2 separate regions of the Homo sapiens genome follow, and region 2 is linked to region 1. Evidence: read pairs that join two places in POLR2A ChIA-PET (ENCODE). Cell type or tissue: K562. All regions are shown on one strand.

Region 1 (5,000 bases):
GTTAAGCAACGTGTAGTATTGCACGGCCTTCTGCTGGCAAAGCTAGGACTGGCGTGGCTTCCCATATCACATTATAATTTTGCATATTTTGGTGAAGAACTTGGCGGTAATTATTTTAATAAATCATAGATGTTATCCTGATGTATAAAGTGGAAGGACAACTCTGAAGATATATGGTCAAGTTTTAATGTGAAGTATTGGATAATCTATTAAAAGTTGAATTGTAAATTCGTTTCTTATGCAATATTTGTTTATCTGGAATGGATATTGCAGCATACTCTAATCTCCTTATGCACACATACATACGAATACACAAAATCCATTACAAAAAAAAGAGTTTGTGTTGGGAGATGTCAGTGACTAACCCTTCTGTAATTTGTTTATTGCTTATGAATTTGGATGTGATAGTTTTTTATGGTTTTCAACAAGGAATCGTTTACTTTTTCTCTTCTAAATATCTCTGAGTAAAATCTTGATACAGCATGGAAAACAATTCTTTATTGAGAGTCAACTGTTCCCCTTTTGGAATGACTCCAACCACTTTCTTGTTTCACTGTCTGTTAGCACCTCACCCATACCAAGATTTAGAGAGAGGGGATTGGGTTGGGAAGAGAAAAATGAAAACATTTCCCTTCCCCTATCTCTTTGGCTACTTGGTTCAGTCTCTTTTTGCTTTTGTTAGCAATTGGAGTAAACTATTGGATAAAGAGTTAGAAATGTCTCTGTAAAATAGTTTGAGAATTAATAGTGACCTTTGACTTCGATTTTTCTCTTACATTGTTTAGAACTAGATAATTTTTAAAAAATTGGTGCCTCTCTCTGCCATAGCCAGTAATGAACACAGACCAGGGTGTTGTCCACAAACAAATTTGAGTTGTTGCATTCCCTATTTTGTCTACATCATTTTGAAAATTTCCAACCTTATAGAAGGATGAAAAATTTGTGGGAAAAGTGAAATAATTTCTTTAACATGCACAAAATTCCATTATAATTAAGTTGAAAAACATGCATATATAAATATATATAATATCATCAGAGTTATGTCTTTATTTTGGCCCTTCAGCGTTCAACTTTGGGTTTTTTTTGTTTGTTTTTTGTTTCTTTGTGGGCTTTTTTTGAGACTTTGTCATCAGTCTGGAATTAGTGGCCTCCTGTGCACTACCACGCCCAGCCAATTTTTGTATTTTTTGTAGAAACTTGGCTTCACCTGTTGCCCAGGTTGGTCTTGAATCCTGAGCTCAAGTGATCTGCCCGCCTCAACCTCCCAAAGTGCTAGGATTACAGGTGTGAGCCACTGCCCCCGGCCAGCCTTCAACTTTGATAAGCACTATTACATTTTACATTTATGTTGTGATCTTATTATATGATTTACCGTTTTTTGTTCAAGTTATCTCTTAATTCTTATTTTAAAAAGTACGTAGGGCTGTGACAAACAATTGGTTTGTGTTTTGAATTATTCATGGCACAAACCCCTCCTGAAAACATCAGACTAGACTTTTCTGATCATGAAGGGTGAGTGCAGGCCTCGATGGTCTTCAGGTCTCTTCTGGCTGCAGCATTCTGTGAGTCTGTGAAATCAAACAGTGTCTATAAAAGGGTTTGTCCTTTTCTTTCTTCAGTTAATGATTGTGGATGAGGATTCTTTGCACTGGTAGACACTAGTGTTTTGATGACATGAAGACAGAAGAAGAAGTAGCATTAGTTAATTCAAACAAGCCTGTATTGATCTTGTAAATTGGCTAAAATCTTTGTTGTACTAAAGAGATTGCTTAATGTTTTTGAATCCTATTCTTTAAAATGTTTTGGTTTGAGTAATAAAGCTAAATATCACCAGAAAGATAACTTATTGAAAATTGTAAAAGTATTTCTTTGAGAAGAAATGTATAAAGTATTTTCAAATAGTCTCATTTACTTCCTGTAAAACATGGTGAGGCTAGGTGCAGTGGCTCACGCATGCAATCCCAGCACTTTGGGAGGCCAAGGAGGGAGTATCCCTTGTACCCAGGAGTTCAAGACCAGCCTAGGCAACATAGTGAGACACTCAACACCACAAAAAGAAAAAGCATGACAAGACAAAAAAAAAAAAAACCTCATGGTGAGATAGGTGAAAAATAGTCTAAAATAATAGGAAGCCCTTTGCTGGTGCTAAATTTCCATTTGACAGATGGTGGGCCTGAGGCCTAGAGGCATCGGGGTTGCCCAAGGTCACACAAAGCCTGACATTGAGCATTTGTTTTTTAATTTCAAATCTATTTTCTCTTACACCCCATCTGCCTTCATTTCTCTTGCTATGAAAAGACACTGATGGTTTGGCATACAGTCTGGGCGTAGTCAACATTTTGTGGGAGAAAAGGAAGGAATTAGACTAGGAGATCTGGGATGCAAGTATATATTCGGCCCTTGATTAGCCTTTTGCTTTGGGGTTAAAAGGGAGTGGCTGGGGGTGGGTGAGGTTTTAACTAGATTTCCAAGAACCTCTTTCCTCCTTGCTTTTGAAGTTGGGGGTGGGGGTACTATATTGGTTTGTCAGTCAGCTACTCATGCCAAACATTAGGTCATTATCACTTTCACTAAATTCACTCATTCAACACTTTTTGGTCTGCAAAATTTTGAAACGGGAAAGAGTTAATGAATACCCAGGCAATTTTAACACAATGATGAAAAAGGCTACAAAGGAGTAAATCTCCGTGTTATGAAAGTGTGCAGAGGAGAGGTCGAGGAAGGGCTCTAGGAGGGAATTATATCTCAGCTCAGATTGGACCCCAAAGGAGGAGTTAGTTGGGTAGAATGGAAGAGAGTAAGGAAGGGAGGCTCTCTGGGCAGAGCCACTCCTGCCCTCCAGAGAGATAGCATAGCCCTTGAAGGAGGAACTTGAAGACATCTTGTTTGGCTGAAGCCTCAGGTAAGTGGGGGATGTGACAAGAGGTGAAGTTGGGTCATTAGAGGGCAGAAGAGCTTCTAACCTTATTCAAGAGTCTGGACTTTATCCTAGAGCAGTAGGGAGCCACTGTAGGATCATATATGGGGAGGCCAATTAGGACGTTAAGAAACAACATCATTTGCCCATTCCCTTCACTTGGACCTTTGCCGTTTACAAAGTACTTTCACTTATGTTATTACTTTATGTAAACTACTCAATAATCATATAAGGTAGAAGGAGATAGATATCTCCTTGTTGTAGACAAGGAATCTAAAGTTCTGAGAGGGTAGTTGACTGATTAATCAAGTAAGAAGCTAGAGGGGCCAACACGTGAGCCTCGCACTTCAGTTCTGGACTGTACTCTAGCTGCAACAACCTCTTCCTCTCAAAACAGGTGCTGGAGTTTTCCACAGGACTCTGTGTGTTGGGCACTTACCCATAGGACCAGCCCCTTTCAGTGGTCTATAATAACTATTGGCCGGGCGCGGTGGCTCACACCTGTAATCCCAGCACTTTGGGAGGCCGAGGCGGGCGGATCCACAAGGTCAGGAGATCGAGACCATCCTGGCTAACACGGTGAAACCCCGTCTCTACTAAAAAAAAAAAAAAAAAAAAAAAAAAAAAATACAAAAAATTAGCTGGGCGTGGTGGCAGGCACCTGTAGTCCCAGCTACTTGGGAGGCTGAGGGAGGAGAATGGCGTGAACCCGGGAGGCAGAGCTTGCAGTGAGCCGAGATCGCGCCACTGCACTCCAGCCAGGGCGACAGAGCGAGACTCCGTCTCAAAAAGAAAAAAGAAAAAAAAGAACTATTAAAACTGACCAACAAACCCTTGAAAAGTATGTTGAGTGGGAAGATGAAATCAACCTCTCCTTGGACAAGCCTGAGTAATAGCTAATGCAAACATGCATCAAGTTCCCTCTTGGCCCCCAGAGGTCAGTGGACTTGTGGTTTGGGTCTCCCGGTTTCTAACTCAGGCCCTTAGGAAGCAATCAAATATGTGTGCAGCAGAATGGGAACAGGAGGGGACAGAGTTTAATTATGAATCTGACTCTTTCGTGAAAAGGAAACTAATTGTATCAGAAATCTCAGTGTTGTCTGTCCACATGGGGACTGTTGGTTTGTTATGCTTGTATGCTGTTGGCCTTAGACTACTAAGTGCTAGGAACAGCTACCTTAATTGTGAGCTTCCTTCCTTTGGCAATTTAAGTTTAAACTTCATGTCAGCCTGTCCTTTTATTTGAAGGTGAAATTGTGTCTATTCTAGCTTTTGTTTGTAAAAACCTTGTTTGGCAAAGTTTTCCTCGCAGACACAGTAGCATTGTAAACTAGATGAACACCTGATTTGTTTAAGTCTCCATAATGCCTCTGTGATCCAGAAAGCAGAGAAACCCGAGCAACTCAGCTTTTTATATAACGAAGTCCACTTGCTAAAACGCATGAGCTTGCCTCATAGGGAAGTCTCTGAGCCCTCTCTTAGCCTTTATAGTCTTGATTTATGCAGTGGTCATTGGTTTCTCTATGGCCCAAAAAGATTAGGAGCAGGGCTGAGGGCCTCTTGGAGGCAGGCCACCAACATCGGAGAGGAAAAATTGGCAGTGTGGGACTATGGAAGACATTCATTATGTGACTTCAGACATGTCAACAGTAAACTTCCTGGGCTTTTATTTCTTCGTGTATGAAAAGGAAATGTTGTCCTAGATACACTGTAAAGTCTCTGTCCAAACTCTGATCCTAAGTTATAACCAATGGACTTACTGACAAAATGGAAAAAGTAGACATAAGAACTCAAAATAATGGTGTAGCTAAAAGAACTTGGGCTTTTGAGATAGAAACTCCAAAGTTCAAATTCCTGTTTGAAAGCCTTGGGCAAATTATTCAGTCATTTTCTTTATTATAAGAAGGATAGAAACTCCCTTGTAGGACTTTTATTTTTTGAGAATTGAATGCTGTTACTGTGTGTATGATGTGTTTGTCACATGGAAAGCACACACAAAAAGTGTGTAAATGCATATGAATGAAATCAGCCCCTAGTTCACTGAGGGTAGGTCCAGACAGCTGTAAGAACCTTGGTAATCTTT
Region 2 (5,000 bases), 80 kb after region 1:
TAAGTTTTAAGAATATGAAAATTGCAGTAATCAGGGTTGTGTATTTTCTTGTTTTGGCTCATCAATGGGCAGAGCATTGATTAGAAAGAGTAGCAAATAACCAAGTTTCTAGCTAGATAGTCCTTGGCAGATAGAGTCTGCAGATGTACTTGCAAGTAGCAGGGTCATTGAAAAAAGTAATTGTTGGGAAACCTCAGCCTTCCTCTTGGACACGTTTGTCTCACCAAGGAAAATGCACCGTTAAGAACAACTGATCAGAGTATCACTTTATGAGGACTTTCTTTTCCTTATTGAAACGTCAAGAAATCTCTTCCTTCTCAAGCAGGTTTTTTTTTTTTTCCTGCTTTTAAACATTATTAATCCTGTACTGATGTTCACTTGTAACTTTTTTTCCCGTATTTTTCAGAGCTTTCTTCTGGTTGGTGTCTCTACTGATTTCGTCCCTTGTTTGGTTCATGGCAAGAGTCATTATTGACAACAAAGATGGACCAACACAGAAATATCTGCTGATCTTTGGAGCGTTTGTCTCTGTCTATATCCAAGAAATGTTCCGATTTGCATATTATAAACTCTTAAAGTAAGTTAAATACCTGCCTTACCTTTTTTTTCCCCAGTTAGATTTTAGTTATGATTTGGTCATTTGAAACGTGAATATAGTATTGTATCTATGCCCTCCTACATAGTACTAAGCCAAGAGATTGGTACATTTCCAGCCTGAAAATCTTGAGTGTTCTTTTATCTTGTGGAAATTTCTTATTTCCTTCCTTTCTTCCTTTATTCAAAAAAATATTTCTTGAGAATCAATCCCAGACACTATCCTAGGTACTGGGGATACATCAGTGATTAAAAGACAGAGTCTCTGGCTTCATGGAGCTTATATTATAGTAGGAAGAGACAGACAATAAATGAATGAACAAGAAATACACTGGTATAGTAGGTAAGTGTCATGGAGACAAACAAGCTAGGGAAGCATTAAAACAACTACAGAAATCATTCCAGCTTAGAATGTATATGTTCTCTTTGCCACCACCTAAGTTAATTCTTTTTTTTTTTTTTTTTGAGACAGAGTTTTCGCTCCTGTTGCCCAGGCTGGAGTGCAATGGTGCAATCTCAGCTCACGGCAACCTCTGCCTCCTGGGTTCAAGCGATTCTCCTGCCTCAGCCTCCCGAGTAGCTGGGATTACAGGTGTGCACCACCATGCCCGGCTAATTTTTGTAATTTTAGTAGAGACAGGGTTTCACCATGTTCGCCAGGCTGGTTTCAAACTCCTGACCTCCAGTGATCCGCCCACCTTGGCCTCCCAAAGTGTTAGGATTACAGGCCTGAGCCACCACACCCGGCCAAGATAAATAATTCTTATGGAGACCATGCCTTCCATTATTTTGACTTTAGTAGGGGAAAACAGGAGTTCCTTTTGTGGTATTTCCTGTAGTTTTAAATCTATAATAGAAAATCACATTTTAAAAAATGCCTTGGGTTCCCTTGTTGGGCCAGAAAGTAGGTCTTCTCTAGGACTCACGAGGACCTCACATGAAACCACTGATTTGAAACACAGCTGGAACTTGGAACCATATTTCCTTTCAGGCAGTCATGAAATTGGCTTTGATTATGTAGTAAGTCTTAATAGAGTGATAAATGTGCTGTCTTTTTTCATTTGTACAAATGAAGTAATTAAGGCTGTCCATGAATTTCGTGGATATAACCAAGAGGAACCTCAACAACAACTCTTTTCATAGGCTTCTGTTAACTTGTTCTTGCCAATATGCTAGGTTTTCTGTATTTGTTACTCTTTGCTTTTAATACCAGATACTGAATTCCCTTTTCGTAATGAAGGAATTTAAATTAGGAATTGAAATCCAGGAAGCCATTGCTTAGAAGCAAAAATCATATCTTAGAAAAGTTTCAAAAATGAAATTCCCATTAGTACCTGGAAATATTACATGGGAATAAATAAATATCAAAGGTAACACTGAAATTTCCATGGTAATACAACATCCCTAACAGATGGACATCTAGCTGTGTTTGAATGTTTCTGGTATGTGGCAGTTACTACCATTCTACAATTTTAAGCTTTAACTGTAGAATATCATTAAGGTAACCACATCTACCTCTGCTGGGCTTGGTGGCTCATGCCTGTAACCCTGACATTTTGGGAAAGCAAGGTAGGCCAATTGCTTGAGCTGAGGATTTCGAGACTAGCCTGGGCAACATGGCAAAACCCTGTCTCTACAACAAATACAAAAATTAACTGGGCATAGTGGTCCCAGCTCCTCGGGAGGTTGAGGTGGGAGGATCACTTGAATCTAGGAGGCGGAGGTTGCAGTGAGCCGTGATTGCACCACTGTGCTCCATTCTGGGAGACAGAGCCAGACCCTGTCTAAAAAAAAAACAAACAAGCAAAAACAAAAACTCCCTTCTGACCGCTGCCTTACTCAAGTACCAGGTAAATGAAGTCTCTGCTGCATGGTTATAATTATCTCCCTTTCAAGAATGAACAGTCCTCATTTCTTCACCTGGACCTCAACAGGCATGGTTGTGGCTTCCAAACCTTTCCAAAAGAAAGGCTGTTTGTTCTTTTTGGTCAGTGGACATGACCCTTTTTGTCAGCGCCTGGTTTTTGCCTGTGCTCAGAACCCAGCATGGTATTCTGCAGTGCAGACTAAGTAGTACCCCTGACTGGGCACTGTACTCTTCACAGCTCAGCCTCACATTGCACTGGGTTTTCCTGTCAGTGACATCATTGGCCCATATGCATTTTCATGCCATGGGTCTAATTTTGAAAAAAAAAAAAAAAAACAAAAAAAAACACAATTTCTAATACAGAATTTAAAGTTTAGGACTTGTATGTTCTAAAACCTGAATTATCAGCGTGACAAAATGAGTATGGGCTGTTCTTCACTGCCTTGCATCTTCATGGTTTCCACCTGAAATGGCAACATTTTCCTGGCACTAACTTAGGGCTCCAAAGGACTGTAGCTGAACATAGATCCACATTATTGTTCCTCTTTTTTTTTTTTTAATTTTAATTTTTAAAATTTTCTTTTTACACTGAGGAGCAAGTGTCCACTTTTTTAATGAGGGCAGGAAAGGAGTAGGACCACATGAGGAAGAAATTAAAGCTGTCAGTCTGTAGGCTCGAATGCCAGGAAGTTCAGAGAAGCCTCTTTAGGTTCCTAGGGAAACCATGTGTGCTTTTCTGAAAGGACCTTTGGAAATTTGCAAATGGTAGGACAGACTTGTACTAGCAGGTACGTTTGTTTGCATTTGCAAAAATCATCTTTTACGAGCCTTTAGAATATTCAAAATTTTCCCAGCAAATTTGAGAAATGTTAAATGTTATGTAGATGTATTAAAACAATTTAAGAATTATTATAATGCTTTATTTATGACTGACATTTATATGGATACATTTACATTGCTCTCTTATTCTATATTGCATTCAAATATAGGGAGTTTGGTTTAATCAATACTTTATCTCCACTGCCAAAGTAGGTCTTGAACTTTTAAATTTAAAGTGCTACCTCAGACTTTTGCTATCAGAATTTGGTGCCAAGATTAAAATGTGGAGAGTTTATACCAGTTTTTATAAATATATGGAATTGGATCAAAATATTCATTGCAATCTAATAATAAATAATAGTTTTATTTCATGAGTTAGACCTTAATCACTTAATCTTACTAATCTTGTTCTTACATGAATGAATAGTAACTTTCAGCCTGGCAGAGCCTTGCATAAAGAGAAATTGGCATGTGTGGTAGCCCTTTCTGCAGTAATTTTTTTAAAATCCAAGTTATGTTGCTTAAAATATAATCATATTTTGCCAAAAACATACAGTTTAGACAACTCTATGTTGCTTGAAACTCCTGTATGTTGCTTGAAACTCCTGTATGTTGCCTAAAACAGACATTAGGATTTTTTCTGTTTGGATGGAAACTTTTGTAATTTAATTCAATTTTGTCTTAAAAGGTTGATACCATAAATATTTTGTAATTTTAGAAAATCTTCCATTTATAGAAAAAACATTAAGATAACCATTGCTACAACTTTTAAGCAGCGTGTCTATTTTTAAAAATTCTGAAAATGGCGTATTTAACTTGTATTCATACTCCTTTCTCTCTCTCACACACACATTCGAAAAAGGATAGAACAAATGAGAAAGATGGTGTGATTTAGCAGTAGTTTTTCAAAATTTATATTTTTGAAATTTGAATTGTTTCTTTTTTTGTTCTTGGGAACATAATAATAAATGCAAACAAAGAATTTTCCACTTCAGTAAGATGGACGTGAACCCAGAAACTGATGATGTTTTGTACTTTCTCACTTCCTGATGTTGACATTGAGAACTCTTAGTGCTGTTAGTTTTCCTCCCACGTACTTCCATAACGTAGAATTAGGAAGCTTATTAAACTTTTTAGTTTATTTATTTAATATATTTGTGATAGTAGTACTTTGTTGTATCAAATAGCTAAAATCTTTGATTGATTCACTGATTGACACAGTCTCGCTCTGTCACCCAGGCTAGAGTGCAGTGGCGCAATCATGGCTCACTGCAACTTCCGCCTCCGGGGCTCAAGCAATCCTCCCACCCTCAGCCTCCTGAGTAGCTAAGACTATAAGTGCGTGCCACCACACCCAGCTAACTTGTATTTTTTTGGTAGAGACATAGGCTCCTTATGTTGCCCAGGCTGGTCTCAAACTCCTGAGCTCAAGCGACCCGCCCACCTCAGCCACCCAAAATGCTGGTATTACAGGTGTGAGCCACCATGCCCAGACAATTTATCTCTTAAATTGATTATTTGTCTTTTTATTATTGAGTTGTAAGAGTTCTGTAGATATAAGTCCTTTTTCAAATATGATTTGCAAATATTTTCTCCCATCTGTGTTGTCTCTTCACTTTCTTGATAGTGTCCTTTGTAGCATCAAAGTTTTTAATTTTGGTGAGGTTCATCTGTTTACTTTTTCTTTAGTTGCTTGTGGTTTAGGTGTATGTATTTGAGA

What was found. Peaks named below come from ENCODE experiments on the same cell type or tissue, not always from the same donor. Only the 100,000 strongest peaks of a DNase experiment are listed, where the experiment ranks them.
Region 2: POLR2A ChIA-PET joins it to region 1 with 5 read pairs; 18 of 35 experiments call an interaction of 5 or more read pairs at or near these places.

The regions. Positions count from the first base shown.
Region 1 is chr15:63,198,575-63,203,574 of GRCh38, forward strand. The region is part of intron 1 of RAB8B (RAB8B, member RAS oncogene family); the gene reads left to right. Among named protein-coding and RNA genes, the nearest start is that of RAB8B, 11 kb to the left of the region's middle. In K562, no CTCF peak of the experiment used is centred here; a DNase peak (open chromatin) is centred at 2,447.
Region 2 is chr15:63,278,755-63,283,754 of GRCh38, forward strand. APH1B (aph-1B gamma-secretase subunit) reads left to right here. Exons shown (of 6, transcript NM_031301.4): 2 at 407-577. Among named protein-coding and RNA genes, the nearest start is that of APH1B, 3.6 kb to the left of the region's middle. In K562, no CTCF peak of the experiment used is centred here; no DNase peak of the experiment used is centred here.